Linked DNA regions of Mus musculus: region 1 is linked to region 2. The links are chromatin loops, found by intact Hi-C in ENCODE. Cell type or tissue: heart. All regions are shown on one strand. Each heading gives the region's core, and the rest is flanking DNA. Links, peaks and the distances in the headings are about the cores only. Region 1 holds the start of Stim1 (stromal interaction molecule 1). Region 2 holds the start of Trim21 (tripartite motif-containing 21).

Region 1 (14,439 bases), core at 6,440-14,439, 300 kb before region 2:
CACCTCATCTATTCTTGTACAGCTCCCTCTCAAGACAGTACCAAGTTATAAACTATCTCTTCACATATGTCTGTACATTCTCCCTAAATTCCAAGCTCTGCGAGGGTGGAAGTGGCTACTGTGAGTAGATGCTGAATAAAAGAGTGAGGATTGACAGGGAGAGTCAAGAAGGGGGTTGGGTGGCTGGAGAGGTTGCTCAGTGGTTAGGACCTACTGTCTTGCTCTCCCAGAGGACCGGAGTTCTGTTCCCAGAACACACATGGCACCTCACAACCATGTAACTAACTCCAGTTCCAGGAGATCTCATTCCTTATGGACAGGACCAGGTATGAAGTCAGTGTACACACATTTAGACAAGCAGAACACACACACACACACACACACACACACACACACACACATATACACACACGTATATATGTGTGTGTGTGTAAATCTAAAAAAAGGCAATGAAGGAATTGGGGCTTAAAGGCAGAGACAGGCATATCACCCTGAGTTTGAGGAGAGAACTGAATCTCAAAAGTTGTTTTCTGACCTTCACAGGTATACCATGGCTCCTCTGGGATAGTACACACACACACACACACACACACACACACACACACACACACACACACACACGTACACACACACACACACACACACACACACACTTATACAATGTATTTTTTAAGAAAAATATTCAGAGGCTGGAGAAATGTCTCAGTGGTTAAGAGCATTTACTAGTCTTGAATAGGACCAGGGTTCAGTTCTTAGCATGCACATTGGGTGGCTCACGACCTCCTGTAATACAGCTCCAGGGATCTGATGGTCTTTTTTTGCTTCTGCAGGTGTCCACATACATGTGGCACACACAGAGAAATACATGCATACACATATATAAGCAGATAAAATCTTAAAAGAAAAAAAAAAAGATTCGGGCTGGAGAGACGGCTCAGCGATTAAGAGCACTGGCTGCTCTTCCAGAGGTCCTCAGTTCAATTCCTAGCAACTACATGGTGCCTCACAACCATCTGTAATGGGATCCGATGCCCTCTTCTGGTGTGTCTGAAGATAGAAAACAGTGTATTCGCATACATAAAATAAATAACTCTTAAAAAAAAAAAAAAGATTCAGGAAGTAATTCTGGAAGGGGAGATGATTCTATTTGGTGAAGCCAAGCTACACAGCTCGAACATGTAGTCTTTATTTTGGACGCCAGGGGGCGCCACTACTAAAGCATTCCAGACAAGGATTGCTAAACCTTTCTAAGCAGATCTGAAGGGTGTGTGTGTGTGTGTGTGTGTGTGTGTGTGTGTGTGTGTGTGTGTGTGTGTGTGGTGGGTGCAATCCACACTGTTGGGAATACATGCCAGGCAAGTGCCTCTCCCAGTGAACTTGATCTACCCAGATGCCTTTTCTTTCTATATTGAGACAGGATTTCAGATAGCCCAGACAGGCCTTCTGAATGGCTCTGTGGCCGAGAATGGTTTGAGCTTCTGCTCCTCCTTTGTTCACATCTCTAAGGTGATGATATTACATGAGTATCACCACCTGACGTCATAAACCTTTTTGGACATATATACAATGGAATTGTATCCACTGTAAAGAAGAAAAGAGTTTTCTTCTGGACATTTTCAGGATAATGGGTGAAATGAAATCATCATACTAAGCTAAACAAGCCAGACCCAGAAAGGCAAGTATTGTATATTCACTCTCATATGCAATCTAGATTTAGTTTTATACATATACATACATATGTACTGAAGACATGAAAGCACAAAGGGGCCAGAGAGTGGAGGAGGAGGGAAGCTGGAGGATGGGAGAGAATGACTGAATATATATCACAGGAGAGCAGATGTGCCACGTGGAGGAAGGCGTGGAGCAGCCAGACCAGCCAACCAGCCGTGGGCAAGAGGCTGGGGAAGGAGGGTGGTGGCTAATTAAGAACAAAGCATGATATTTCTACATGAAAATGGTGTTTAAAGTCACTGTTTTGTATGCTATCTAAAAAACCTTACCAATCCCAGCACTTGGGAGGCAGAGGCAGGTGGATTTCTGAGTTCGAGGCCAGCCTGGTCTACAGAGTGAGTTCCAGAACAGCCAGGGCTACACAGAAAAACCCTGTCTTGAAAAAAAAAAAAAAATCAAACCAAACCAAAACAAAACAAACAAAAAACCTTACCCATTAAAAAAAAAAAACCCATAATATGAAAATTTAAATCCAGGTTCTCTACCCTACACCAAACTATGTTTCTGTTATGTGACTGTATTCTGAGAACAACCAAATAAACACTGCAATCTTTGGAGACCTCAAAGCATTTGGAGAAATCTAAATTCAGGATTAAAATAATTACAGTAATTACAAAAATCATAACATACCGGGCATGATGGCCCATGCCTTTAATCCTAGCACTGGGGAGGCAGAGGCAGGCAGACCTCTGAGTTCAAGGCCAGTCTAGTCTAGAGTGCAAGTTTCAGGGCTACACAGAGAAAAAGCAAAGTAAAACAAGACAAAACAAAAATACCACAACATAAAATCTTAATCTTTAATTTTATTTTGAGATGTGGGCCTCATTATGCGTCCTAGGCTGGTCTCAAAATCCTGGGCTCAAGCAATCCTCCTGCCTCAGCTCTTTCTGTAGCCATGACCATGGATGGACGCCATGGCACCGGGGTTTGTGGTGCTGGGGATTGAACCCAGGGCTTTGTGCTTGCTAGGCAAGTGCTCTCCCTTCACCCTCAACCTCTTCATCTTTCTTAACTGTACAGTTTAGCCATAAACTGTACAGTTTATACGTCTACACAGTGGCACAACTAATTGCCACACTCTTCCTCTTGCAAAACTGAAACATGCTTAAACAACTCATATCCCCTCTTCTGCTAGTTTTAGCAACTACTCAACTACTTTTGTCTTTTCTGTTTCTGGGGATTTGATGACTCTAGGAAACTATAGACATGGAATCATGGCCTTTTTTTTTCTTTTTTTTTCTTTTGTGGTTGGTTTTTACTAACATTGTTTCAAAGTTCTAGCCATGTAGGATGTGTAAAATTTCTTTGTGTGTGTGTGTGTGTGTGTGTGTGTGTGTGTGTGTGTGTCATGGTCATGAGGAGGTCAGAGAACAACTCGTGTGAGTCGGTTCCCTCCTTCCACCATGTGGAGTCTGGGGATTGAACTCAGTTTATCAGGCTTGGCAGCGAGCACCAAGCAAGCTCCCTTTATCCGCCGGCCTGCACTTCACTCCTTTATTTTCTTTAAGGTTGCCCAGCAGTGCTGCACTTTGTGTATCCCCTCATCTATCCGTGGATACTTGTGTTATTTCCACTTTGTAGTTGTCTTAAATGACACGACTGCAAACATGGGTGTACAACTATTTCTTTCAGACCTTGCTTTTATTTTGGATGTACACACAGTTGGCAGTTAAGTTTTTATTTTAAAAAATCATCTGGTACATGTACTTAAAGGTTATTTGTTTTGTTTTTATTTTTCTTGACTTTTTTTTTTTTTTTTTTTTTTTTTGTAGTTGAGGCTGGCCTCAAACTCACTACCTAGTTAAACTTGACTTTGTCCTTCCTACCCCTCCTGCCCCCACCCTGAGAGCTAGGATTGCAGCTGCATACCTTGTGTGGTTTATGAGGTGAAGGCTGAGCCCACAGCTTCATGAATGCTAAGCAAGCTCTACCAGCTGAGCTATGCACCCAGCCCCTAGTTTTAGGTTTTAAAAATTAATTTGATTTTATGAGCATCGGTGTGAGCAAGTCATATCTCCTGGAACTGGAGTTACAGACAGTTAGGGGCTGCTGTGTAGGTGCTGGGAATTGAACCCAGGTCCTCTGGAAGAGCAGCCAGTGCTCCCAACCACTGATCCATCTCTTCAGCCCTAAAACATTTTATGAAATTTATTCACTTTATCTTATGTGTGTTTTGCCTGCATGTATGTCTGTGAATTCTATGTGTGCTTGGTGACCATGGAGATCAGAAGAGGGCATTAGAGTTCATGAAATTAGAATTACAGATAGTTGTGAAGTACCATGCGGTTGCTGAGATTTTTTTTTATTTTTTATTTTATTTTATTAGATATTTTCTTTATTTACATTTCAAATGCTATCTCGAAAGTTCTCTATACCCTCCCCCACCCTGCTCCCCTACCCACCCACTCCCACTTCTTGGCCCTGCCGTTCCCCTGTACTGGGGCATATAAAGTTTGAAAGACCTAGGGTCCTCTCTTCCCAATGATGGCTGACTAGGCCATCTTCTGCTACATATGAGGCTGGAGACATTAGCTCTGGGGGTATTGGTTAGTTCATATTGTTTGTTGTTCCACCTATAGGGTTGCAGACCCCTTTGGTTGCTGGGAATTGAACCCTGATCTTTTGCAAGAGCAACAAGTGCCTTTAACCTCTGAGCCATCTTTCCATCTCTCTAGGCCCCTAGACAACATTTCAGCCTCACAGGAAAATGTAAATGGTTTTGAGAAATTAATTCAACTGAAGTGTAAATTGGTAAGTGACTGACCCTGGTTTCTTGCCTCTAAGACCAAGGCTATGTATGTATATATGTGGATATGTATATGTATATATATATATATGTATGTATACGTGTTCACACACACATGATGTAGTATGTGTGAGGTTTTGAGTTCAATTCTCTATCTATCTATCTATCTATCTATCTATCTATCTATCTATCTATCTATGGAATTGAACTCATGACCTCATATACTAGCTGGACACTTTACAACTGAGTTACATTCCTAGTCCTCATTTTACTTTTCTTTAAATGTATCTTATGTATATGGCTACTATGTCTGCATGTACATCCACACAAAAGACGGCTTCAGACAGCTATGAGCTGCCATGTGCGTCCTGGGAATTGAACTCAGGACCTTCAGAAGATAAGTGAGTGCTTCTAACCACTGAGCCATCTCCCCAGCCCCACTACTATTTCCTTTTTAATTTTTAAAAACTTACATGTATGTGTGTATGAATGTACACCACACGCATGTGCAGAGATCATCTCCAGTTTTTGCAAGAGTCAAGCGCCCTCATACATCTCTCCAGACCTTTACTTTTTATTTTGAGACATGGGCTAAGTTGTCATGGCTGGTTTTGAACCACCACGCCTTTGAGGTCAGGACAGGCCTTGAACAACTGATCTCATTTCCCAAACTCCCAAGAGCTGGGCTTACAGGCTTGCTCCACCAGACCCATTGAGACCAAAACTTTCTGTGTCAAGCTGGTGCACTTACACTCCTGTAGAGATCATGGGGCAGTTAAGAAAAGTGATCTAGTTATTTTTTAAGAGAAACTTTGTCCAAGATGCATTTCTTTGCTCTTTCATGCTTGACTTCTTAACAAAACTGGAGTGGCTTAGGCTGATGTGATAAACAAGGCCAGAGTGGTTAACACAGGCTATAGGTGTATTTTAAATTGCCTATACAAGGTTGATTTTCCTGATACTGAGTATCAAAGTCAAGTGTCACACAAGCAAAGCATGTGCTGTACCACTGCATTACATATTTTATCCCTCGCCTTGCGCGAGTGTGTGTGTGTGTGTGCGTGTGTGTGTGTGCATGTGTATATGTGTGTGTGTGTGTGTGTGTGTGTGCATGTGTATGTGTGTGTGTGTGTGTGTGTGTGTGTATGTATGTGTTTGTAGATCAGAAATCAGATTTGGGTGTCATTCTTCAGGAGTCATCCACTGTGGGTTTTGTTTGTTTGCTTGTTTGTTTTGTTCATTGAGACAAGGTCTCTCATTAGCCAGGAGCTTGCCAAATATGCTAGTTTGGCTGGCTTAATGAGTCCCAGGAATCCACTTGTTTTTAACGTCCCTAGCAGCACTGTTACAGGCACACTAACACACCAGATCCTCGTGCTTACACTAAGGATCCATAGCTGGGCTTTAAAGTTAGTTGCATGTAAAGGAACACAAGAAGAACATGAAGCACAAGTTATTTTCACAATACTTAAAGACATTGGAGCTGGAGAGATGGCTCAGTGGTTAGCACACACCACCTCCTCTTTGGTTAAGAGGGTCTGAATTCTTAGCATCCACATCAGGTGGCTCAAAAAACTACTGGAACTCCAGCTCCAGGGAGTCTGATGCCCTCTTGTGACCTCTGTGAGTACTTGCGTGCATCTGGGCGTGCACACACAGAGGCACACACATGTACAATAGCAGTCATAGTAGCAGTAGTAGCACTTACCTGCTTTCCCAGATATGGAAACTCAAGTTATGGTAGCAGGGGACTGCATTCATGATTTCCTCTTAAAGTTTCTTTTTCTTTTTCTTTTAAGATTTTGATACATATAGTTCAGGCTAGCCTCAAATTCACTGTGTTGCTGAGGCCGGCCTTGAACTCCTCATTCTTCTGCTTCTACCGCCCCAGTGATGGATTATGTATGACCTCTTTTTCTTTCTGAGACAGGTTCCACTATGTGGCCCAGGCTGATCTCAAACTCCTGATCTTTCTGCTTCAGCCTCCAAAGGGGCTGGCAGGTTGCTAGGATTACACTCATGCAGACATTAATTGAGACAGGCTCTACCTCTGTACCAGATGGCCTAGAACTCACTGAGTAGCTAGGCCTGGCATTGAATTTAGGGTTCAGTGCCTTAGGGTTTCCATTGTTATGAAGAGATACCATGACTATGGCACTCCTTTTTTTTTTTTTTTTTTCCTTTTGGTTTTTTGAGACAGGGTTTTTCTGTGTAGCCCTGGCTGTCCTAGAACTCACTTTGTAGACCAAGCTGGCCTCGAACTCAGAAATCCACCTGCCTCTGCCTCCCAAGTGCTGGGATTAAAGGCGTGTGCCACCACTGCCCCACCGACTATGGAAACTCTTATAAAGGAAAACATTTAATTGGGGCTGGCTAACAGTTTCAGAGTAAGTTACAGATCATCTATTATCATCATGTCGGGAAGCATGGCAGCATTCCAGGCAGACATGGTGTTGTAGATCTTGATCTGAAGGCAAGCAGGAGACTCTTCCTCAGACAGCCAGGAGGAGACTCTCTTCTATATTAGGCAGAGCCTGAGCATAAGCCCCTCAAAGGCCACCCCAGGGTGATAAATTTCTTCCAACAAGGCCACACCTCGTAATCGTGACATGGATAGGCAAACAACCACTTTTATTTATTTATTTATTTATTTATTTAATTTTAAGAATTATTTATTTTATGTATATGAGCACACTGTCGCTGTCTTTAGACACACCAGAGGAGGACATCAGATCCCATTACAGATTGCTGTGATCCACCATGTGGTTGCCCAGGAATGAACTCATGATCTCCGGAAAAGCAGTCAGTGCTCTTAGCCACTGAGCCATCACTCCAGGCCCCCGACTTTTATTTTTTATGTGCATTAGTGTTTTGTCTACATTTATGTCTGTGTGAGGGTGTTAGGTCTTGGAGTTAGAGTTGTGAGCTGCCATATTGTGTTGGGAATTGAATTCAGGTCCTTTGGAAGCACAGTTAGTGCTCCTAACTGCTGATCCATGTCTCCAGCCCCTGGTTCAACTTCTTAAATGGCATGACTTACAATGCCCAACAAAACCTACTTACTGTGTTTGTGGGGGAAGGGGATGGGGGCATTGGTACCAAACCTAGAGCCTTGTGCTTGCAAGGCAAATACTCATAAGCTATATTTCTATCCCTTTTCTACTCTAAGTTTTTCTGTGTTGTACAAATGCCAATTTTTAAAAAATTAATTACTTTTCGCCGTGCTCAGAATTGAAGCCAGGGCCTTGGCATGGGAGGCAAGCCCTGTTCCTCTCAGCTGTAACTTAGCCCTCCCAGTTCTCTGAGATTATTTTTAGTTGTGTGTGTGTGTGTATGCAGGGTGTGTGTGTGTGTGTGTGTGTGTGTGTGTGTGTGTAGGGCACTGGATCCCCCTGGAGCTGGACATTCAGGTGGTTATGGCAGACCTGATGTGGGTCCTCTGAAAGAGCTCATGCACTCTTAGCTACTGAGCCATTTCTCCAACTCCTTGATACGTTATTCTCTGCCAGTGAAATGAGCCTATTCAAGTCAAATTTAAGTATATCAAAGCAGGTTTAATGGGAAGCCACTCTCAGGTGGGTTCACTGGTCCCATGGAACGAGGCCAGGGAAGTCACCTAGGGGAGGGGGACAGAGAAGGGGGGTAAGAGGAAGAGCATTCATATGCAGGGAGAGAGAAAATGCAGGGATAGGGAGTGAGAAGGAGAGCAAGAGAGACTAAAATGTCTGCACTTAATAGGAAAGAGCACTCAGGGGAGGGGAAGCCCAGCCCCTGGGTACAGGGAGTCTTATGTCAGGTAGGCACTGAGGGATACCGGGAGAACCTGGAGGCCAGGTCCACTTTGGTATGTTAAACATTCACCTCAGCTGTTTGTCCTGGGTCTGAATCCTAAAAGGTCTCTATCCTTTTTTGGCCACAATCTGTTGATGCTGTGTCCACCTTTCTGCCCGATTGATTTCCAGTCTGTAGTCCCCACCCCTATCACTCCTACCTAAGACTTAGTCACATCATTGCCTACTTGTTCATTTTGTGACTTGAGTTTGAGAGCTGGCTCAGAACATAGGTCTGATAGAATCTAGGTCAGGGGTTCGCCTTTTGTTTTGGCCAATTTTCCAGCATATGGCTGTCATTCAATAGATATTTGTGTGATCAAATGAACTAACATTTACCAGTAAGCTTTTCACTAAGTATTTATGATGTGCAGGTGTACATCTCAGAGACCTCTGAAAACTCACAACCACACGATAGTGGGAGGAGTGGCTATATTTAGGGCCTAACTCTGTAGACTGGCTTTGAAGGTGATACAGATAGTAGCTTCCTTCCCTCCCTCCCTCCTTCCTTCTTTCCTTGCTCCCTCCCTCCTTCCTTCTTTCCTTGCTCCCTCCCTCCTTCCTTCTTTCCTTGCTCCCTCCCTCCCTCCTTCCTGTCTTTCTGTCTGCCTTTCTTTGAGACAGGGTTTCTCTGTGTAGCCCTGGCTGTCCTGGAACTCACTCTGTAGACCAGGCTGGCCTCGAACTCAGAAATCTGCCTGCCTCTGCCTCCCGAGTGCTGGGATCAAAGGCATGCGCCACCGCGCCCGGCTTGTGGTGAGCTTCTTTACCCACTAAACCATATTGTCAGCCTTAGGTTGAACCTTCTAAGGAGTTATTCAACAATATCTAGAATAACAAGAGGTTAAGTTTATTGGTGGGGAGCGGGTGGGGAAGTAGGGTGAGGAAGGTTTTCGGTAGAAGAAACAACAGACACAAATGCTCTGAAGCCTGTTTGATGTGTTTGGGAACTTCCTGAAGGTCCATGTTTAGCGTGGCGAATAGAGTGCTTGTTTATCGTGTCTGAGGTTCTGGGTTTGATATTGTAAAAGTGTACACACACACACCACAAGAAAAAAAAAAAAGGCCAGTGTGATGGGAGATTAACAGAGTGGAGAGAGTGATAGTAGATGACGTCTGACATGTATTTTTATATCAACAGCCTAACCCTTAAGCCAGGCAGCTGTTGGGCAAATCCGTGTTCTGGTCTTCAAAGGGCTCACTCATAACAGGAGCTGGTTTATCACTGTCAGAAGAGGGACTGGGCCTAATCCAGTCTCCTGCCTCCGGTGCCAAGGACAGGGGTAGGGCACGGAGGTTTCGGTAAAGATCTGCTGACAGTACGCTTGAGAAGAGAACAGGAAGTATAGGCTTTGCTAAAGGAAGCCTGGGCGGGGTTCTCTGTTTTTGGGGCACTTATTCTCAAGTCGCTACCATCTCCTCTAACGGAATCAGAGAGATAGGAGAATGAGATGGGAGGAACCATCACGGGCTTTACCCCACAAACCTCAAGAGGGTGGGGCCTGAGAGGTGGGTTGCAAGAGCTACACAAGGGCATAGGATGTAGATCAGGGACGGGCAGGGTGTTAGGAAAGCAGATAGACCTGTTAGGCTACGTACAGGTGACGTTTTACCTACAGTGGGATGGGCATTTCATTCTGCTTTTTGGAACAATTTCTTCTTTAAACACTTGTAGCCTCTAAAGGGCTTGACTAGGGGCTTCCCTTCCCTTCAGTAACCCTCTAGAAAGGGTCAGGGCCACCTAGGAACTAGTCCTTTTGCAGTACTTAGATGTGGCCACCAGGGACCGCTGCGTACGGGAGACCGGAGGCGCGGGTTATTGAGAGGCGGAAGCCGATTGGCTGCGAGGCGCGTCGAAAGGGCGGAGCCTGGGAGTCGGGAGTTGGGGGCTGGGAGCGCGCCCCTTGGCCAAACCTAGCAGGACCATAGTCACCCCAGGCGGCTCCAGGTTTGTCATCCTAGTGCGGAGTTTCTGTCCAACCTGACTTTACAGTGGAGTCCGGAGAGCAGCGCTGCGGCCCGGAGATCCGGACAGGGCAGTAGCTGTCACCGCCGCCGCAGGCCTGAGTTACCTGAGCAACTGCGTGTCAGGGGCCCGCCTGCGGGCGGGCGTTAGAGCTGGAGGCTGGGGTGCGCACGGCAGAGGCCGAGGCCCCATCCTTGTCGCGGGGCCGCGGTCCTGACGACCACCAGCGCAGGCAGGGTCCCCAAGAGACCCCGCCAGTTGCGGGGGGCTCTGGCGGGCGCTCTCCAACAGGTTATTCCGGGATAAGCCGGCTCTGGGGCGGGCCCGGGCTTCGCTGGGGGCCGGGCGGCGCGGGGCGGGCCGGCGGTAGAGCACGCCCCCGCCCACTTCGGGCCCGCCCCGTGCCGCCCTCCCGCCCTCCCGCCCTCCCGGGAGCCGCTGTCCCGGGCCTGGCCCGTGCGCGTCCGCCTGCTGCACCGGGGCACCAGGAGCCGCAGAGGTACCGGACCCGGCGGGGGCGCTGACCTCGGCCTAGGAGTCTTAGGATCCCGGAGACATCCGTGTCTGCTGGGGCCTGTAGGTCGCACGCCGAAGCCCTAGCTGCTGAGGCTCACCGCTGTTTCTCGGGGCGAGGTCAGGTGCCCCCCTTCTCTCCTCTCTTCTCTCCCTCCCCCACCTCAGTGCGGGCGGGAGATTCTGCCCGCCTCCTCCCGCAGGGGTGCAGCAGGCTGCGGAGCTGACAGCGGCCCCGCAGCCACCCTGCTCAAACTCTCCGGAAGCAGATAGAGCTCAGGCCGCCGCCGCAGCCCCGGCGGACCTACAGTTGGACCGGAGACTCCGATCCTTCTGCGTCCAAACTTGGGGCACTTGACCTTCGCTTATCGGAGGAGGTAAGCCCGCAGGTGGCTGGACAGCTGCGGCGCCGCGAGGGCATCTTGCTTTGGAACCGTCGGCTGCACTCCCTGACTCTGGGATTTGCTTCTGGGATCCAAAGGTGTCTACAGCAGGCGCATGTTGACTGAGACCTACCGTCATGGATGTGTGCGCCCGTCTTGCCCTGTGGCTTCTTTGGGGGCTCCTTCTGCATCAGGGCCAGAGTCTCAGCCATAGTCACAGTGAAAAGAATACAGGAGCTAGCTCCGGGGCGACTTCTGAAGAGTCTACCGAAGCAGGTAAAGAAGGCCTTGCGGCGGGCTGGACTGGGCTGGGGGCTTGATTGACTCAAGACTGAGTGGCCCGAAGTGGGCACGTTGGAATCTCCGCACATGTGAGATACACCATAACACTGTGTAGTCTCAGTAGTCCAAGAAGTTCTTTCGTGTAGTAGTCATGCCTAATGTTAGTATTTCCCCAGAGCAACTTTCCTTATCCCTCCTCCGGAAGGTAGTGAGAAGCCTCATGGGGACACCTTGACTTTTTAGATCAGTAAGGTTGAGGCCCCATTCAGGACTTCTTGTCTGGAAGAGTAGCCTTCTCAGATGTTAAAATTCCTTTTAGCCAGTTTTATCACTTGAGGTATAAGGGGGTGTGTGGCAATGGTGGGTTGAGGCCACTCGGGATGGGCAGGGAAGATCAGGGCAGGGCTGGGTCTGTTTTTCTACAGCTTGGTGTTCAGGTGTGCCTTTCTGTTCTAACCACCGTGAGAACCACCGTAGTCCCTCCTTTCCCTTAGGAAATCTGTCTTTTGCTTGTGCCCATGTGAAATATCAAAGCAAGTCCTTAGATGGAATCCTGTTTACCACTAGGGACTTAAATGGCCCTTTCTTGACTTCTCGGTAATAAAAAATCCTGGGACCACTTGTTGACTTAATCCGTTTCTTCTGACTGATGAGAGTAAGGATTCCATGTTATTATTTTTAATCTGTCCTTATTTTCCCTGTATACTTACAGAGCTTTGTTTAGCAGTAGTAGCTCTGGCCAATACTTTTGCAGTAGAAAGGAACCTTTAAAAAAAATACAATTAATTTACACAAAGTTTAGAAGCTCACCAGTTCTCTTTTTCTGTTTTTCACACCCTGTCACTACAATCTGCCCCAGACTGTAGCCTGAAGGGTTGGGGACAGAAGACTAGTTAGGGTGTTTGAGGATAGGCAAGTTCAGAGAGGGGATGTCTCAGTGGGTATCTGCTGATACAAGCAGGGAAAGAATATAAAATATGGCGGTGAAGTCTTTTATGGATTGCATTAGTGGTAGACTTTTTCTTGGGCTGCCCTCTTTCAGCTTTTTTGACTTGGTTGTCTGAAATTTTAGGTGTTTCAAGGGCTGATTTGTAGGTGAGGCCAGGACTGTCCCTTATACAAGCATGGAGTTAGGGCTGTTGCTTTTAGGATTGGTCATTCCTGCATCTCCATAGGAAATCTCCTAGGCCTCTGAAACTTAGCTTAAATTTGTTTCCCCCCATTGGGCTATGAATGGAAAAATTGGTTGAACTGTGAAGTAACCCTGAGTAGTCTTTCTGCAGTCCCAGTGACAGACATCCTGGTTTATAATTGATCATTTATCCTCTTGTTTTCACTTCAGAATATGTGTGTATGACATAAAATCAATCTTTCTGAGAGCTGTTTGGTATGTCAGATCTAAACTAAAAGAATGCAGCTTCGAGTTTTAGGCATTAGCAAGCCTTTAGGAAGTTGACTGTAGGTCGTGTGTGTGTGTGTGTTTTGCCTAAGGTAGAGAAGCATTCCAGCATTCCTCAGGAATCCCTCAGGATGAGTCTGTGGAGACATTCCTCAAACGTCCTATCTTTGAGGACTGACTGTTTAGATTACGCCATAAAGGCCTCTCTTTTCATCTTTATTTCCTCTTAGTTCAGAAATTGGCTTCCATCGTTGTAGTAATTATATTCCAGGGAGGAAAGTCTCAGGGACTCTATGTGTTAGGAATGCCTATCGTTTTTGTGGGAATGTGGGTGTCCTTCCTACCTGTATTGTTTTGGTAGCTTGTCTACTTGGGTCACTATGGAACTTTGGCTCAGGCAGGGACTTTTCTTTCTTCTTCAAAGAAGTGGCTTCTACCCTAGATTCTGCAAAGGGTTTGGAGTGAAACTGTTGCTATAGCCAGGATTTGTGCAGAGTCTTTCCAAGTCCTCTGTGTCCACAGAACACATGAGTTTTACTTGCTGTTAAAGCTACCCCTTCTATACTGTTCTTTCTTCTTCCCTCCCTCTCCTCTATCCCTCTGACTCTCCCTGTCTTTCTCTTTCTTTAGACTTAGTAGCCTAGGTTGGCCTTAAACTTAAAAAGTAGCTGAAGCTGGTCTTGAGGTCTTGATCTTTCTGCCTCCACTACTCAAGGGATGGACTACAGGCCACAAGACACCATACCTGTCTTAGCTACCATTTTCTCAGCAAGATTCAACATAATTGGTAAATTTGTGTGCTCTGCACAGTTTATATTTTACAGTTACATGGCTTACTCTGCAAAGCCTCAAAATAACCCTATTAAAATGCAGCGAAAGATAATACATCCTTATTTTTACATGTGAATAAATGCTTTGGGCTATCAAGATGGCTCAGCAAGGAAAGGGTCTGCCTGTGTATATCTGATGACCTTGGCTCAATCCCTGGGACCAAGTAATGGGAGAATTGATCCCATAAAGTTGTCCTTTGATCTCCATATGTACATCATGGCACATGTGCTCACAAATACACATCGTGCACATGTACACACACACACACACACACACACACACACACTGAAAAATAGAAAGAGAGAGAGGGAGACTGAGGGACTGAGAGAGTAGGACTAGGTTCTTTGCTTTGTATTTGAAACAGGTGTTCTGATCTTAAGTCCTGGACTTCTTCCATCTTCTCAGGTCCTGTCCTGTTAAAGGAGTGCTAGGTGGGGCCTAGAAAATGTTGCTCTCCTCTTGGCAGTTAGGTAGGCCCTGGTGACTTTGTGTCTGAGATCCAAGAAAAGGAGTGCTTTTTTTTTTTTTTCCTCCTGGAGAGGCGTTGATAAAAGAATCGCCCCTCCCTCCAACCTGTTATCTGTCATAAGATTTGATTCTAAGGATTTTGCTAAAAGTCTTATGGTGGCCAGGTATGATGGCACATGATTATTGTCCCGACACTCAAGAGGCAGAGGTAGAGGCAGGTGGATTTATGTGAGTTCTAAACCAGCCTGGTCTACACAGTAAGTTTTAGGCTGTTAGGAATACATAGAGAA
Region 2 (15,632 bases), core at 3,677-11,676:
CCAAGGACAGAGAAAACAAAGGAAGTCACATAAAGGCAGAAATGTTTGTTTGTCTTTTAGATGAGTTTGGGTCCAATGTGAGGAGTCTGTTTCATTGAGGAATCATTGCGGAATCTATGTCAGGTATATTGATGGTGAAGGTCATTTGACATTGACTTTCAGTTATGTCCAGCTGATACCTTCATCCTGGGACCCTGACTCCTTTAAAGAGATGAGGGTTTAGGGTAGTTCCAACTAGATGGGTCAAAATGACCAAGTGCATGGCTGAAGAACACCAACAGGAAGTGAGCAGCAGTATCCAGAAATGGTCCCCAGGAGTCACTGGATCTTGATCAGGACAGGGAGGAGGTAAGTGTCCGGGAAGTACCGTCAGTAGGCACTGGCTCCTGACCATCACATCTTTAGTGGACAGAGCTTTAGAGGCGCTGCATTTCCCCCACTATAATTGAAACCAACATTGAAGAAAGGTCGCAGAGGTCCAGCAAAAACACACTCCGAGAAGGTGTAAATGAGGGAGCCATGGTCAGTTATGTTGTAGAAGGAGACAACGCCAGCCTCATAGTCCACAAAGATCCCAATTTGGCATGGAGGTACTTGAATGTGGAGGGTGGTCTGAGGACTGGTACCAGCCTCATAGCTGTCTTGCCATAACCAAATGGTCCAGAAGCCATTCTCGGGACTGAGTGAAAACTGCCCTTTCCTCTGAACAGAATCTCTGCAAACCCCCAGATCCCAGGCCTCCTTTTGAGTCACATCTACCTCCCAGTACATCTTCCCAGAGGAGAATCTCTGGGCACCTAGCACCATGGGGTAATTACTAAACCTCTCCTCATTGTCAGACACGTTCTGATGGGTGTCTCCCATCCTCACTTGTCTCCGATCCTTTGAGATGATGAGCCATGAGTTGGCGGTGTTGCGATCCAGAGTAATATGAACTGCAGAAAGAAGATCATAAGTAAGACTGGATGCATGAGGCCAGCTGCTCTTTGCCTAGAGTGAGGAGATCCATTTAAACTCAAAGGTGAGGGGTGACCCTGAATCTCATCATGTGAGGAAATGACCCACAGTTACTCTTGCCCTTCCTCTGACATGTGAGGAAACTTCATCTATGTCTTCTGCTCCACCTGTACCACTTGCCACCTCTTCCACACATTACCACCCTGGGTTCCTCATGACTGTCCACTCCACACTCTCATTATCCCTTTCTGTCTAGCCCACAATTCCTAGATGTCGCCTTACCCCAACATGTCCTCAGCATCTTCTTCCGCCCTGGCACAGGGCATGTGCTTGTTAGGTCTGGGGCGTCAATATCTAACGTGTCCAGGTTCCAGGATCCACTCCTAGGGAAAGAGTTTGAGAATCTTACTTCCTGCTCCTATCTTCTACCTTAGGCCCCAGTGCTCTCCTTCATGGACGGCTCAATAATTAAACTCAATACCAATATACAAATACACATGCATTCAATGTCCACAGGAAAGGAAAAAAAAGTTCCTATCTAGGAGTTCCAAGTTCTAGGAATCTCAAATAAATCTCCATCTCTTTCCAGAGCCCAAAGTCATGGCCTTGTGGATTTTATTTAATTTTACAGCAAACCATCTAACAGGTGGAATGACTTCTGTGAAGAACTTGGAGGACTCTTGGCCATGCTGTCGGTTTTACTCATTACTTATGAATGTCTTTCCGTAGGAGAGTTCTAGCAGACTCAGATTACCACTTTCTGGTGGGAGACTTTTAATGTACAAAGATGATTGATATTCATCGGGCAATTCATCATTTGATATGTTCATTAGCCATTTGAAAGCAGAGAACGTCTTAGAGTGGACCAGGTTTCTATGCACACATGCTTCCTGGTCCCTTTCCTTACCTTTCCAGGATGATCCTCACCTCCTGAGGAGAGAAGAGACAGACAGTCAACTCTGGAGTTTCTGACTGACCACTGAGATGCCATTCCTGGGGCCATGTGACATCGCCCTTGGGTAAGGCCCCAAAGATAACTCTGACAAACCGTTACCAGAAATGGCATGTGATGGCTCACAGAATATCTAGGAAGCCAACGTGGTTATGGCCTTTAGCCATGACCAGGGATTTAAAGACTGACAGAGAAAGAGACTTACAAGGGCTGGGTTCTTGGAGGAGCGGGGCTGGCCATGGAGCCAGTAGAAGAGGAAGATAAACAACAGAACCCGACTGAAGCCGGGAGGTAGCTTCAGGCAGAGAATGGCTTAGGTAGATGTCCAGAGAGGTTCCCTGCTATTTTTGGGCTTGAACTGTTTGTGGAGGAATGGCTAGTTGGTTAAAAGCTTTGTCCTGTGCTGTGGCTAATCCTCTTCACTATTTAGAGTGAGTTCAAGTGAGACTATTCATTCTCAGGCAGTGACAGCCATAACATTTGAACTGGCAGCCTCCTAGGCTCCTTAAAAAGGCACCAGGAAGCTCAGTTCAGTGACAGGCAAGAGGAAGCCTGCCAAGTCAAACCAATACAATCAGTTTTTCTATACAAAGCAGAAAGAAATGTCTGTATGCATCTGACTGAGACAGTGACACAGGTATGAGAAAAGAAACCTAGAGTGTCCCAACACCAGGCTAATATACCAAGGGTGGATGCAATGGATGCAACTTTAGAGTATGAACTGACTCTAAAACACAATCTGTCATCTTAATTTCTGCCTCTTACTACTTAGATAAACTGATGTAAGTTAACGGGAATCTCCCACTAATTCCATTAACATTTTCTCTTCCATGGAGTGAGATTGCAGCGGTACTAACCTGAGCCTGGCAGGCCACTAGTGTGCCCTTTAGGAACCTGAGCTATCATCATTATGGGAAAAATTAGAAAAAAGAATAGTAGTACGAATACATGATTATTTTAGTTCCTATGCTTCGGAAAAAAATTATTTTAAGTTTATTTTGGGAAAAGAGTGAGACTACCTGCAGAACGAGAGCACATTAAAGATAATGTAGGTAGTTTACAGAAACACAACAAGCACATTTTTTAAGAGCCGTTCCATATAGCGCAGGCTTTTCCCAAGGTACTCCTTGTGCCTGCGCAGGGGTCGCACCTGCAGTAGCTCCAGCTCTGAACCACGAATCCTCCTCTCCAGCTCTGAGATCAGCTCCTGCAGGGCCTGGTTCTTCTCAGCCAGCTCAGCCTCCTTCTTCCCCAGGAGTCTCAGGTACTCCCTTTGATCCTTCTCCAGCCTCTGCAGCTGCCTCTGCTCCTCCTGAGCCAGCAAGCTATTCTGAAGTGCGAACTCTGCGTGAATCCTCGACTTCTGGGTGTCAATGTTCCTCTGTGGTGGCAAGGGGAAGACAAGAGGTTTTCTTTTTTCTTTTTATTAGATATTTTCTTAATTTACTTTTCAATTGTTATCCCCCCTTTCTGGTTTCCCCTCCAAAAACCCCTCATCCTATCCCCCCTCCCCCTGATCACCAACCCACCCACTCCTGCTTCCTGACCCTGTCATTCCCCTAGATCGGGGCATAGTGCCTTCACAGGACCAAGGGCCTCTCCTCTCATTGATATCCAACAAGGCCATCCTCTGCTACATATGCTGCTGGAGCCATGGGTACTTTTTGGTTGGTGGTTTAGTCCCTGGGAGCTCTGGGTGTATTGGTTTGTTCATATTGTTGTTCTTCCTATGGGGCTGCAAACCCCTTCAACTCCTTGGGTACTTTCTCTAGCTCCTTCATTGGGGACCATCAAGAGTTTTCCCATAAAAATTTCCTAAGCTTGGGTGGTGTCTGTCCCCTAGACCCCCCCCCCCCCCACCTACGCATGCTTCCGGCACCAGATATTTTCTCAACCTTTCTTCCAAAAGCTACTAACGCCCATGTGAGTTCCTCTGTCTTACTATCTCAGCAAGTTGTAGAGCATAAGACCTGTTCCCATACCCATTGATACCCTGGGTGGAAAGCAGTGGTCCCAGGAAAACAGTCTTTGCCATCTTGGGAGGGTCAAGTTTTTGCTACTCATTTGGGGTCTGTGATTGGCTGTGAGCCTCTCATTCCTACCCAGTTTCAGATGCATTTCATTTTCTACCAGCAAATTCTCACTGTGACAGGCTTTAGGTCCCTAGCAGGCTTTGGACTAATAACTTGCTCACCATCAAGCAGCCACCAGGTCAGGTGGACTTCCTATCACAGACCCAAGAAACTAATGTTGACTATGCTGTTCCCTGAGACAGGGTCAGAAGGAATGACGAAACCTTAAACTTTCTCCAGAAATTCTTGATATTTGTGCCAGATTGGGGAAAATCCCATCTGATTTTAAGCTTCCTTCTTTCCTCTTCCCTCCCTCCCTTCTGCCTCCCTTCATCCCTGACTCTCTTCTATCCCTCCCTCCTTCCTTTCCTTCTCTCTTTCCTTCTCCTCTCTTCCTTCCTTTCTTTCAATTCCTCTCTATCTGGAGTCACAGTGTGTGGATGGGTCTTGGAGAGTGACCTATATAATAACTCTACCGCCCCTTGGATAGGCACAGTCATGGTTAAGGCTTGCTTGAGGTCAAGACCTGGGACACAGCCCAGCCTACAGCTCTTGCCTTCCAGTCTGTTCTTTGCATCGTGAGATCCATTTCCATCTTCTCGGCCAACTCTTTCCCCTTTCTCAGTTTTTCTAAAGCCACGTGGATCTTCTCCTGTAGAAAAAGATGGCAGGTTAGTCCCCAGGTTGGAGGAGGCAGATGGAAAGACTATGGAAGAAATCTAGTATGTCTTAACAAAAACAGAGTTACACCAATGGGTAACGGGATCTGGGCCACTGCATTTCTAATGTACCCGGGAGCCACGAGGAAGCACGATGCATGACTCCTTTCCCATGGCTTTGCCTCTGCTGCTGAGAAATAAAGTTGTATTCCATACACAAGCTCCTCTCAATGAAGGGAGAAATTATCCCTTCATCCCCCAACTTCTCAGCCACCATTCTGGGGGACAAAGTGGCTATGTTCTTTAGTCTGTGCTAAGGCCTTACCTGGTATACCTTAGCAGCCTCTTCAATAGGGACCCTGGTGTGGTCCCGGTGTTTCCCAGACTGGGCACACACCCAGCAAAGGGCCTGCCCATCTTCCTCACAGAATAGGTGAAGCTTCTCTCCATGCTTCATGCAGTGCGTTTCCTGGGTACTCTTCTTGGTATTCTGGGCTATCTGTTTAAGGTTTTCCACCATGTTGGCTATATGTCTATTGGGCCTGAGGTTTCGGAGCAGAAACTGTTGCCGGCACTCGGGACATGAACTGCCCCCATTCTTCCCAACTTCAAAAATGCATTCCTTGCAAAAGCAATGGCCACATTCGATACTCATAGGCTCCACCATGGGATCCAGGCAGATAGAACAGGTGACCTCCTCCCACATCTTTTCCAGAGACATTTTTGAGGTTGTAGAGGGTGATATCTGCCGTGGAATCTTGAGAGATGCAGAGGGGCGAAGAGATAAAAATGAGAGTTTGTAGGACAAAAGCAAAAGCAAGGCAAACCCCAAACTCCCCCAAATAATGCCAAGGTGGACAAGCGATGACACAGGAGGGAAAGGCAGAAGGCAAAAGCACCAACCTGAATGACAGGAGCCTCTCCTCCGGCCTCACCCACTGAGCAAGCCAGGCAGAAGGGGAAACCGAGTTTCTAGAAGAGACAGAGAAAACTGGTGGGGGTAACGCTGCTAACAGCTCCACCGTCACCACACCCATCCCTGCTTAACCCTCACTGTCTAGGCGTCTCCCATTTCCTTTCTGTCATCTTATGCCTCTACTGCCCAGAGACGTCAGTCATGGCAGTAACGACCATTTACCATATCACCACAGACCCTCCATATTCCAACCAGAGTTAGCTCATACTAGTCTTCATTAATCTTGGCAGAAACCACAGGGGTCAGGCATTAGGAGTCAAGGTTTATGCAGCTATACATCATAGTAGACATTTTGTCAAATATGACAGGCTGCACATATGGTGGTTGTGCAATAGGCAACACAATGCAGCCTAGGTGTGTCATTAGCGACCCCACTCAGGTTCATGTAAGATGTCATTCATTATCCGGAGTACATTGTCTAAGAGTATATGGCCCAGTTATAAGAGTTGCATGTGTGTATATGCATGTTTTTATATATGTATGTACACATATATTGATGTTTTTATATGCAAACTATACTTGTGCACAAATGCATCAATGTAGGCGTGCCCATATGTTCCCCTCTATAAATGTCTATGTACATAACATGCAGGTGTGCTCACCGGTGAACATTTTTGGGGAGCACTCCCTGGGCTCTTCTCTAAGCTGCTCCAAACCTAGTCTCAACTTCCTTTAGGGTGTGGAGTATCTTAAATCCACAGAAATTTCTACATGGATAGCACTCTCCTCAAGCAGGGATCTTCAAGGGGTAAGGGTTTCCCTGAGCTCCCCTCTGGCCTAGGTCACCACCCTGCTTCTCCTGCCCTTGCTAGGACTGTCGTCTCAGCTAGTCCAGGGCACTAGGAAAGTCACTTTCAGAGCCCAGCTTCCACAGGCCAGCATGGGCAGCTCTGCAGGGCTAGGACAAGACAACTCTGATGAAAAGAAGCAGCAGGTGGGTTCGCAAATTCCCGAGTGTGGGGTGCTGATGGGAAGAGGCTCCTTGAATCTGGTGTGGGGATAAAGAGCCCACCTAGGCCGGCCAGGGGTCCCAGTCTCACTCACCTAACCAGGGTCCTCAGCTTTAGTTATGTGCTCCCAGCTTCGCTTTTGCAAGCCTGCAGTCCAAATTTCACTTTCAGTTTCCTCTCAGAGGCAGGTCTAGCAGGAAGAGGGAGGAGCAAGGGGAGGAGTGAGGAGTTGAGTGGCAAGAGGAGGTTAGAGGCAGAGAAGGCGGAGGCTGGGCGGAGACTGGGCAGAGACAGGGCAGAGAGTGGGAGGAGAGAGGTCAGAGGTGCAAGAAACTGACTCCTGGCCACAGGCAGGGAAAAAACTCAGTACCTGTCCTCCTGGGTCTCTCTAAGGCCCCCTTGTCCCCTTTAACAGAATGTAATCTACAGGATATCGATCTTTGACACTGGTCTTTTCTTCTTACCTGGGAGCTTCTGAGAGAAGAGGTCTGAATGGGAGAGGGAGGAGTCACCATCTGTTTCCTACAGGGATGGATAGCTTCCCCCAAGACTGATCCCGCCACCGTCACTGTTTTTTATTAGTATATATTAATTGTACAGAGTACTTGAAGTATACCCATTTCCCACCACTCTGTTGTGTGATTTTGCTCTTTTCAAATAGTTTGGGGCTAGAAATTTATTCTTTATGATGTCAAGGTATGTGTTGTACCAGTGAAGGGAGTTAAGACTTATGGACAATTGATATTGTATTATAACTTGCGCTAAAAACAGCAGTGGAATTTTCCTCGCTATTTATTATATTTAGGAAACAAAACCATTCTGTGATTTGAAATTTCTAGTCCTGTTTAAGAGATCTCTCTTAGTGAAAGGCCGCCAGGCAACATCTACTGTCTAGATTGTGCTGTTGTACTGGGGCTTGGTTCCTGGAGCACAACAGTCCTAGAAAGCAGAATGAAAAAGAGTCAAGCATCCGAAAGGACGAAGACATCTATAAACATCAGAAAACGACTCTGCTTCTACCACGGAAGGTCTGCTGCTATTTCCTGCAGGCAAAGAACTTGGGTCCCAAAATAAGGCAGAGGGTAGAGTCAATGTCTATTTTGCTATTCACCACCAGAGGATGCTCTGTTTCAGTTTACACACTGGATAGAGAGATTAATGCACACCCTAGGGGTGTGCTGATATATACTCTATAATGTGCACACAGGACTACTAACATATTGTACTCAGAGCTGCCTCAGCTCCCACCTTGGTAATTGTTTGAAGACCCCACCTACTGAAGACCCAAACTCCCTTCACTCACAGATAGTACTTTGATATTTCAAACTTCCCTCTCCCTGACAAAATGACCCAAGTCTTTATTTGGGAAGAATTAATGCTATTGATATTATTGTCTAGCACATTATTAGTGTGTTGGTGAAGTGAGATGTTTATACTTTGGGTTTTAATCATATTCTCTACTAACTTGAGTGTGTATTGGCAACCCAAGTTGTCCCTGGTGATATGCAAGTACATTTTGTCCAGGACAGGAAAAGCTTCTTCTACTTATTTCTAATTTAGTGACTTAAGAAGCCCCCAAAAATATGGAAGCAGAAGGAGGACCAGTTGGAAACAAGAAAGGACCAACGGGTGTGGGAGAGGGACAAGAAAGGATGACGGGTGTGGTGGCGCACGCCTTTAATCCCAGCACTCCGGAGGCAGAGGCAGGCGGATTTCTGAGTTCGAGGCTAGCCTGGTCTACAAAGTGAGTTCCAGGACAGCCAGGGCTATACAGAGAAACCCTGTCTCGAAAAACCAAGAAAAACCAAACCAAACCAAAAAGGATGACGGAGGGCTGACCACTTGCTGGTTTTAACAATGTATCAGAATTATAGCCCTTTACTCTCATGGTTAAAGCCTTTGTTGATCCCTATAATAAAATATCACAGATCGAGTAATTCATTAAAAAAAACATACCTTTCTTTTTTATAGTTGTGGAGGATGGGAAGTAAGGCAGCAGCAGACTGGTCTTTCCAGACTTGCTCTTTTCCTCAAAGACAAGGCCTTCTCTTTGTATCCTTTCTTTTTCTTTCTTTCTTTTTTAAAAATAAGGATCCTAATCCATAGCTTCACTTCTTGTTACTGTCATATCATCATCACCATCGTCGTCATCATTATCTCGATCTATTAATTTCACTAAGACACAGACATAGATGAGATTTTCAATTTGGTGCCACACCTCCACTCTCAACAAGTCATGGCCCAGTTTTACTGACCACCTGTTCTGATGATGCACACTCAAGATGATGGTTTCCATAACCTCATTACTAGGAATTATATATAAAACAGTTACTGGTTACAGGTAATGCTTTGGAAAGAGCTTAATGGAGCAAAGTTAAAAATGGTGATGCTTGGTAGATACAATGTAGGAGAGAAAACAGATATGCTGGAATATTACTTATTTTGTTAGAAAAATTTGATTTATTTAACATAAATAATATTTAATGTAAATAATGTAAAAAATTCACCAGAAAACTGCTCAGATTTTTCTTAGAAACAGTAAAAAACAGGCTAAAAGCAATATAATATATGATGATATAGCATATTACATGATTTATTATATATGTTATTTATGGCAGCACTTCTACTTCCTCCAGGAGCCACCTACTTCCTCCTTTCACTTCCCACAGGAAGTGAAGGGAAACTCAAATCTTTTTAAAAAATTTCTTATTTTATGTTTATTACTGCTATTTAGTCACAGAAAAGATGAACACTTTACAAGAAATGTCCTTTATCATATGCCATATAGGTATAATTTTATGTGAAGAGGAACTATGAGAGAACAGGCTATCTTTACAAGGAAATAAAGAAACAGCAATAAAAGAATTCTTCCATATAAAGATTTTAAACCAAATTATTCATTTCAGAATACAAAACCTTCATTGTCGGAAGGAAAGAGAAAAACAGCAAAGAAAACAGTAAGACAGAAGACCAAGAATAAAGAACTCTTCTCTAGAGATGCACTGCATATGTAGTATATACGTATGGTCTGAGTTATCACAAAAGTACTCACGGATTATAGTCAATTCTCATATAGTTAGAAACAGCACTTTCCAAGCAAGTGCAATTGGCCCAGCACTTTCTCAGTCTCCAGTTACATGACGAGTTAAAGTTGTGTAGCAGTCACTGCTGACGAGCACTATCAAGACAAACGCTGGACAAGATATAATTTTTCTCCTTGTTCATTGTAAAGATCGGTGCCTGTTTGTAATGTTCTACAAGTTCCTCCATGGTGCTGAATTTCTGCTGCCCAATGCAGTAAACAGTCTCTTTCAGCTGGACTTTAAAATGTTTGTTTTCCCCTTGTGTTTTTAGTGATCCTGAGAAATCATTTGGCGAAGACTCACTGTCACAAATGAGGATGTCTCCTTCATGCCCTCTTTCATTTAATACCATCTCTGCCTGATGCCTGGTGACTTTGCCATAATACCAAGGATTGCCAGCAGACTTCCAAGAGAGTGAAGGCCTAATGTCATCACATTGTGGAGGCGATGGTTCCAAACCTGAGGTTAATGGATTATTCTGAACAATGGTAACATAGTTTTTTGGCATCAGGCCAACCATGCCATTGATTTTCCTGCATTTCCACCACTCTGGGTCATTTTCCGGCTTTTCAATAACATCCATTACATCGCCGTTCTCAAAACTGAGTTCTTCATCATTGGATGAGCTAAATGGGTAAAGAGCCTGTACAGCATTCAATACTTGACCCATATTTAGGTTATTGACAACTGCTGCTAATTTCTCTGAAAGAGAACCTACATGATCACCCAAAGGACTGTCACCTTCTTCAGTTACATAGTTTGAAGGAAACCATCCAGTTTGTTTGTTGTAGTTGCCATGCCATCATCCATCACTGCATTTCACCATTACGACCACCTTGGTCCCTTTTATCAATGCAATTCATCCTCTCTCTCAGCCATGTAGTTAAATTTCACAAAAGCAGGCATGTTAAGGTCATAGAGACATTCTCCTGGATCAACAAAGCTATCATCAGCAGGAGATGCAGTATCTAGAACACCGGGTTTTCTTTTCACTTCCCCAATGCTGAAAAAAATCTTTAAAGTTATTTAACCAATTCATTTTGAGTAAAAATTCTGTGTTCTCTTTTCAAAGTTTGTTGACACAGCTCCGGGATCATTTTCTGTGAGCTTCCTGGTGTGTTCTGTAACACTGAAACTTCCCACACCCAATCCCTGTGACTTAAGGTGTCCTTCAGGTTTTTAACAATAGATGCTTTCTGAGCACTAATTTCTCTTTCCACATAGTTAGAAGGGACAAAACCGGTTTTATTCATGGAATTTCCAACTCATCACCAGGATTTAGAGTCACCCAGGAGCCATAATCTCTCATTCTTCTTGATATCCAGCTCTTGTTCCTGCTGTGCCACATAATCAAATTTGGCCACCACCACCACCACTACCACCACCACCACCACCACCACCACCACCACCACCACCACCACCACGTCTTCAGCCATCTTTCTGCAGTGTCAGCACTGAGGACTGTACCAGGATGCCACTGCACAGCTCTCAGAGAGGGGTGGAGTGTGCGCAACTTGGGGGCGGGCAGACCATTGCCAATCATTTTTTTTTTCAGGAGAAAGTCTTTATTTTTCTATCAGCATGCAGAATGACTTTAGCTAATGCTTAAGAGACCCCACCCCCAAGAAGTATTTAATTGCTTATATAGGGTAGGGAATATTGGCATAATCCTTTTTGAAAAATATTTTTTTCAATTTAAAAAATTTTTTAGTGGTTATTGTATTTATTGACATTTCAAATGTTGTCCCCTTTCCAGTTTCCCCTCCACAACCCCTTATCCCCTCCCCCTGCCACTATGAGGGGGCTCCCCCACCTGCCCACCCACCCCTGCCTCAGCGCAGTAGCATTTCCCTACACTAGGTCATCAAGCCTCCATAGGACCAAGGGACCAGCCAAATCTCAAGACTCCGTAATGGATCAAAATGACATAAGCAAGAGTCCAAGGAGTCTGAGATTATCTTCAGTTGTCAACCGGCTGGCTTGAGGTAGACCTGGAGAGCTGGTGAAGCACCTCTTTTTTTGAATTAGTTTGATAAAGTCTAAAATACAAAGCGTATTAAAAGTCCTCTACAACCATGGAGTAGGGGGAGGTTAATGTGATATGCTGTTACAGAGGAGGCTTGACAGGCCACCAAAGACAGCGCTTAACTTCTTGTGGGTAATTCAAAGGTGTGTGTGTGTATAAAGTTTATAAGTCCTTTCCTAAGAGCTTCATACATTCTAATTTATTTAAGTTTTAAAAGCCTCAGTGGTTTTTAGTTTTTTCTTTAAGCTCATGAATTTGGCTGGAAAAACTTTGAGGGAATAGGGAAGAATTGAAGGAAAGGGAATGGGGTATGTAGTTGATCAAACATAGTATATGCATGTAGGAAATTCTCAAACAATAAACAAGAAAAAAATCACACAAAGTTTGCATTTTAAAAGAAAGTGTGGAAAGTCATTTTATAAAGTAAAGATCTCTGAAAGAAACAAGATTATTGAGTGTTGAGAAAAAACCCAAGATTTATTTTATTTGTGGTGTGTATACATGCCTGCGTGTTTGCGTGGGCAAGTACCCATGGAAACCAGAAGAGGATGTTGGATGCCTCGAAGCTGAAGTTATTAGGCAGTTGTGCTGCCAGATGTGAGTGCTGAGAACAAAACTCTGGTCCTCTGGAAGAACACTGTCTCCTAGTCCCATACATCCCAATTTAATCATAGTAATTAACGTTCCTATGAATAATTATGATCCAAGCATCACCTATAAGATACAAATAAAGACCAAACATCACGGAAGTCACCTTGTTTTAATCACATATTTGATGACAGATCTAGAAATAAATATCCTTGAAGTTTTCCACTACCTCATGCTTGGCAGACAATCTCCAAGGGCATTACGGAGAGAAAGTTTGCTTCATGATGTACATTCACTTTCAAACACTGTCATTTCCTAAGCAGCACCTTGGGGTTAAGTGGAGAACCCCTTTTCCTCCTCTCTTGCAACTTTCCCAGGGCTAAAGCACTGATGTTTGTTTCTGGCTACTCTGTTTCCTTTTTGGCAGAATTCAGCAAGACTCTGTGCCGATGCTTTCTGTGTGTAGGCGTTCTTCAACGTCCCTTCGCCAGAAGGACAGAGTGTGCCTCAGTCTTTAGTTATCCGCTTGCTTCGATCTGTCACTGTAATTCATGGGGTTGGGTCTTCTGGAAAAATAGCAACTCCATATGAGGTATCTGAGCATCCTCCTGCAAGAAATCAGCAGGTACGGAAGCATTTGCCCGATACTTCCCACCAAGTCTCAGAGCTGCCTGACCAAGAGCTCAGGGACCCCAGCGAGGCCAGCTGCGTAAATCTCTTGGCTTTGCATCTGGTTCCCAGCAGACCTGTTATGTCTCTACTTCTAACAGGAAGATTATAAAGTGCTGGACTTCATGGGCAGAACAAGAGATGCTTCTTACGAACACAGGAACAGATGAGAGGAGACACAGGCTCTGGAGCTGTGGTGAGTGAACCGATGAGGTGTTATGTCTGGACTGAGGGCAGTGGGTACCAGGGCCTTGCTCCATCTGCCTGCATCATCATTTCTGATGCTGAGCAGAACGAAATCCATCTAGGGCAGCCACCTTCCCTCTGAGTCAGTCAGCCTGAGACATGATAGTGACTGAATGGAAGGCCTTTCCCAATCTTTCCTTTTATAACATATGGGGTTCAGTTCCATGAGGCCTTCTTTAAATCTGACTTTGTTAGGTGATTGGAACCAAGGACCATCATGAAAAGATGAGGGACTCGGGATGAAGGGAAACCATGTTCTTCAATTTTCAACTACCTGCTTAAATCTGGGAAAAGCTATAGGTGTGTGGGTGGTTCCTCAGGACTCCCTGCAGTGACTGCTTCAGGACCAGTCAGAATCTGATAGGTGTTCTTCAGCCTGTTGTGGGGCAAAGATAGTGACAACATAGAATCTGCCTCAGTCTTAGGTTCAGCTACTTGACTAAACTTCCATTTAAATGTCAATTTCTGACAAGTCTGAGCAGGGCATCTGACAGGCCTTTTTCAACTAAGCTAATTCTGTCTGAGGAGGCTGTCAGCCATGTGATGACTGGTCACATTAACACTTACGTTTTGTGTATGAGTGTTTTGCTTGCCTGTGTGTATGTACACTGAATGTACTCTCAAAAGGTTGTGATCAGTCATGTGGATTGGGTAATGAGTGTTCTTAATCACTCAGCCAATTCTTCAGCCCCTCGAGTGTGCACTTAGAATCCTATGTTGCCTGCCTAGAATGTAATATATGTTATATACTAACATGTTCCAACCTCTGACACGCCACTGTGAAATGTATGCTTTTAATAGAAAGTACATATCATCCATATTACCAAAGACACTCAAGGAAGTGAAAGGGAGATGACATTTGCAGAGAGCTCAGATGTCCTTAGATTTATCTGTGTTAATACAGGAGGGAAGAGCCCAGTGCGCTGACTGTGAGATAGTTATAGCTGCTTATGAATTACACAAGAGGCTTTTGTGTCAGTCTGTCTCTCTTTCCACTCTCCATCTCTACTTCCTTCCTTTCTTATTTCCTTCTTTCCTCTCTATAATTTATGTGTCTGTATCTATAACACCTTAATATTAGATACATTCTGGACCTATTCTATTCTAGACTTTAACCTCACGAGTTAAATATAAAATTTTAGTTGTTTTAGCAAAGACAACACCTATATGGTGAGAATTTGAAGGTCAACTGTTTAAAACATTTAAAGAGACTTCATATAAGTCAGAATAAAAAATATAGAAGGGTCTGATTTATTTAAAAACTAGATTTTTCCTATATAGATCATGAGTTAATAAACAAATGCAGTTTCCATCCTTTCACTGGCCCGCATTGCACCTCCACTGACAGCATCAGATCTGAGTCTGTAATCAGTTCTCAGCCACAGACAATGAGGGTCCCAGCCTGAAGGGGTGTAGGGGAGGAGATGTAGAGCGGGTCACCTCCTCACCCTCTCTACCACTTAGTAAAAGCTCAGCCAGCCCAGAAGCAGAGGAGGTGGAAGAGTGTTGTTCTTTCCAGACCCTGCATGCTGTCTGTGACTCCCTTGTCACAGGTACCTGGCAGAGACAGTTTATGCCAAGCTTATCTCTGAACAGTGTACGTTTTGTCTTAATGTTAGCTAAGACTCATCAATATCATGACTTGAGGAAAACTGGATTCTTGGCTCATCCCAGACTCTGCTAGGCTTAGGATTCAGTGTTACAGCCTATTTTTTTCTGTGTCTTCCTTTTGGCCCTAGGACCCAGCTGGCAAAGCCAGAGGCTTAAATCCTCACATTCCCTTGAGAGTGTTGGTGAGTGATGCTTGGTTGCCATAGAAACCTTCTTGGGGTCTCCAACTTTCTTTAAGCTGGGCCATTTCTTTTCAAAAACTTATAGTTAAGCTACTGGGGATAGACTGCTTCTTTTTTAAGACTTCTTTGATTAACAAAATAAAATAGACTTTAGGCTATTCATGATCTTCTCGACCCTGGATAAGTAAAATGGTAGAAGGGCAGAGAATATAATTTATTTTTTCCCGTCTCCAGAATTGACTCTGTCATTGGTTTTCTACCTATCTACCCAGCCTTCTATCCATATATCATTATCTGTTTTATTTATTCCTCTAGGAACATGGCTGCTTTGGCAAGGGATCTGGGGAGCTGCTCATATTTATGTATAGTGCATGAATATTTCCATGAATGGTTTGACTTGCGGGACAGAGCATCTTAGGCAGAGCACACAGGCATGCACTCAGTGGGGAGACTGTAGGATTCAGACAGGCAAAATGGTGCCTGCTATATGAGCCCTTCTTTATTCTCTTTACTCTGACACTTCTCCAACAAGATGTGCTAGAGACAGAGAGAGAGAGAGAGAAAGGGAACGAGAACCAAGGGCAAAAGAGAGAATGATGGGAGTTTTTACACTGTCTAAGGGTTTATATGTCTGGGTTTTCATTACTTAAGAGTGTTCTCA

What was found. A loop is a pair of places that touch in the nucleus more often than their neighbours do. Peaks named below come from ENCODE experiments on the same cell type or tissue, not always from the same donor. Only the 100,000 strongest peaks of a DNase experiment are listed, where the experiment ranks them.
Region 1: a loop joins it to region 2, with 4 times the contacts of the local background. A loop is called at or near these places in 2 of 42 quality-filtered maps.

The regions. Positions count from the first base shown.
Region 1 is chr7:102,257,109-102,271,547 of GRCm38, forward strand. It overlaps Stim1 (stromal interaction molecule 1), which reads left to right and starts at 10,711. Exons shown (of 12, transcript NM_009287.5): 1 at 10,711-11,445. The coding sequence starts at 11,307. In heart, for the core only: a CTCF peak has its summit at 10,087; DNase peaks (open chromatin) are centred at 9,693, 10,153 and 10,803; H3K4me3 peaks cover 2,439 bases; H3K27ac peaks cover 1,421 bases; H3K27me3 peaks cover 1,873 bases.
Region 2 is chr7:102,558,729-102,574,360 of GRCm38, forward strand. Trim21 (tripartite motif-containing 21) reads right to left here and starts at 6,754. Exons shown (of 8, transcript NM_009277.4): 1 at 6,661-6,754; 2 at 5,544-5,612; 3 at 4,966-5,397; 4 at 4,538-4,633; 5 at 3,060-3,290; 6 at 1,865-1,887; 7 at 1,240-1,340; 8 at 1-935. The coding sequence starts at 5,361. The coding sequence ends at 394. It also overlaps the pseudogene Gm5339 and a transcript of Olfr550 not described here. In heart, for the core only: a CTCF peak has its summit at 7,693; a DNase peak (open chromatin) is centred at 6,803; H3K4me3 peaks cover 961 bases; H3K27ac peaks cover 669 bases.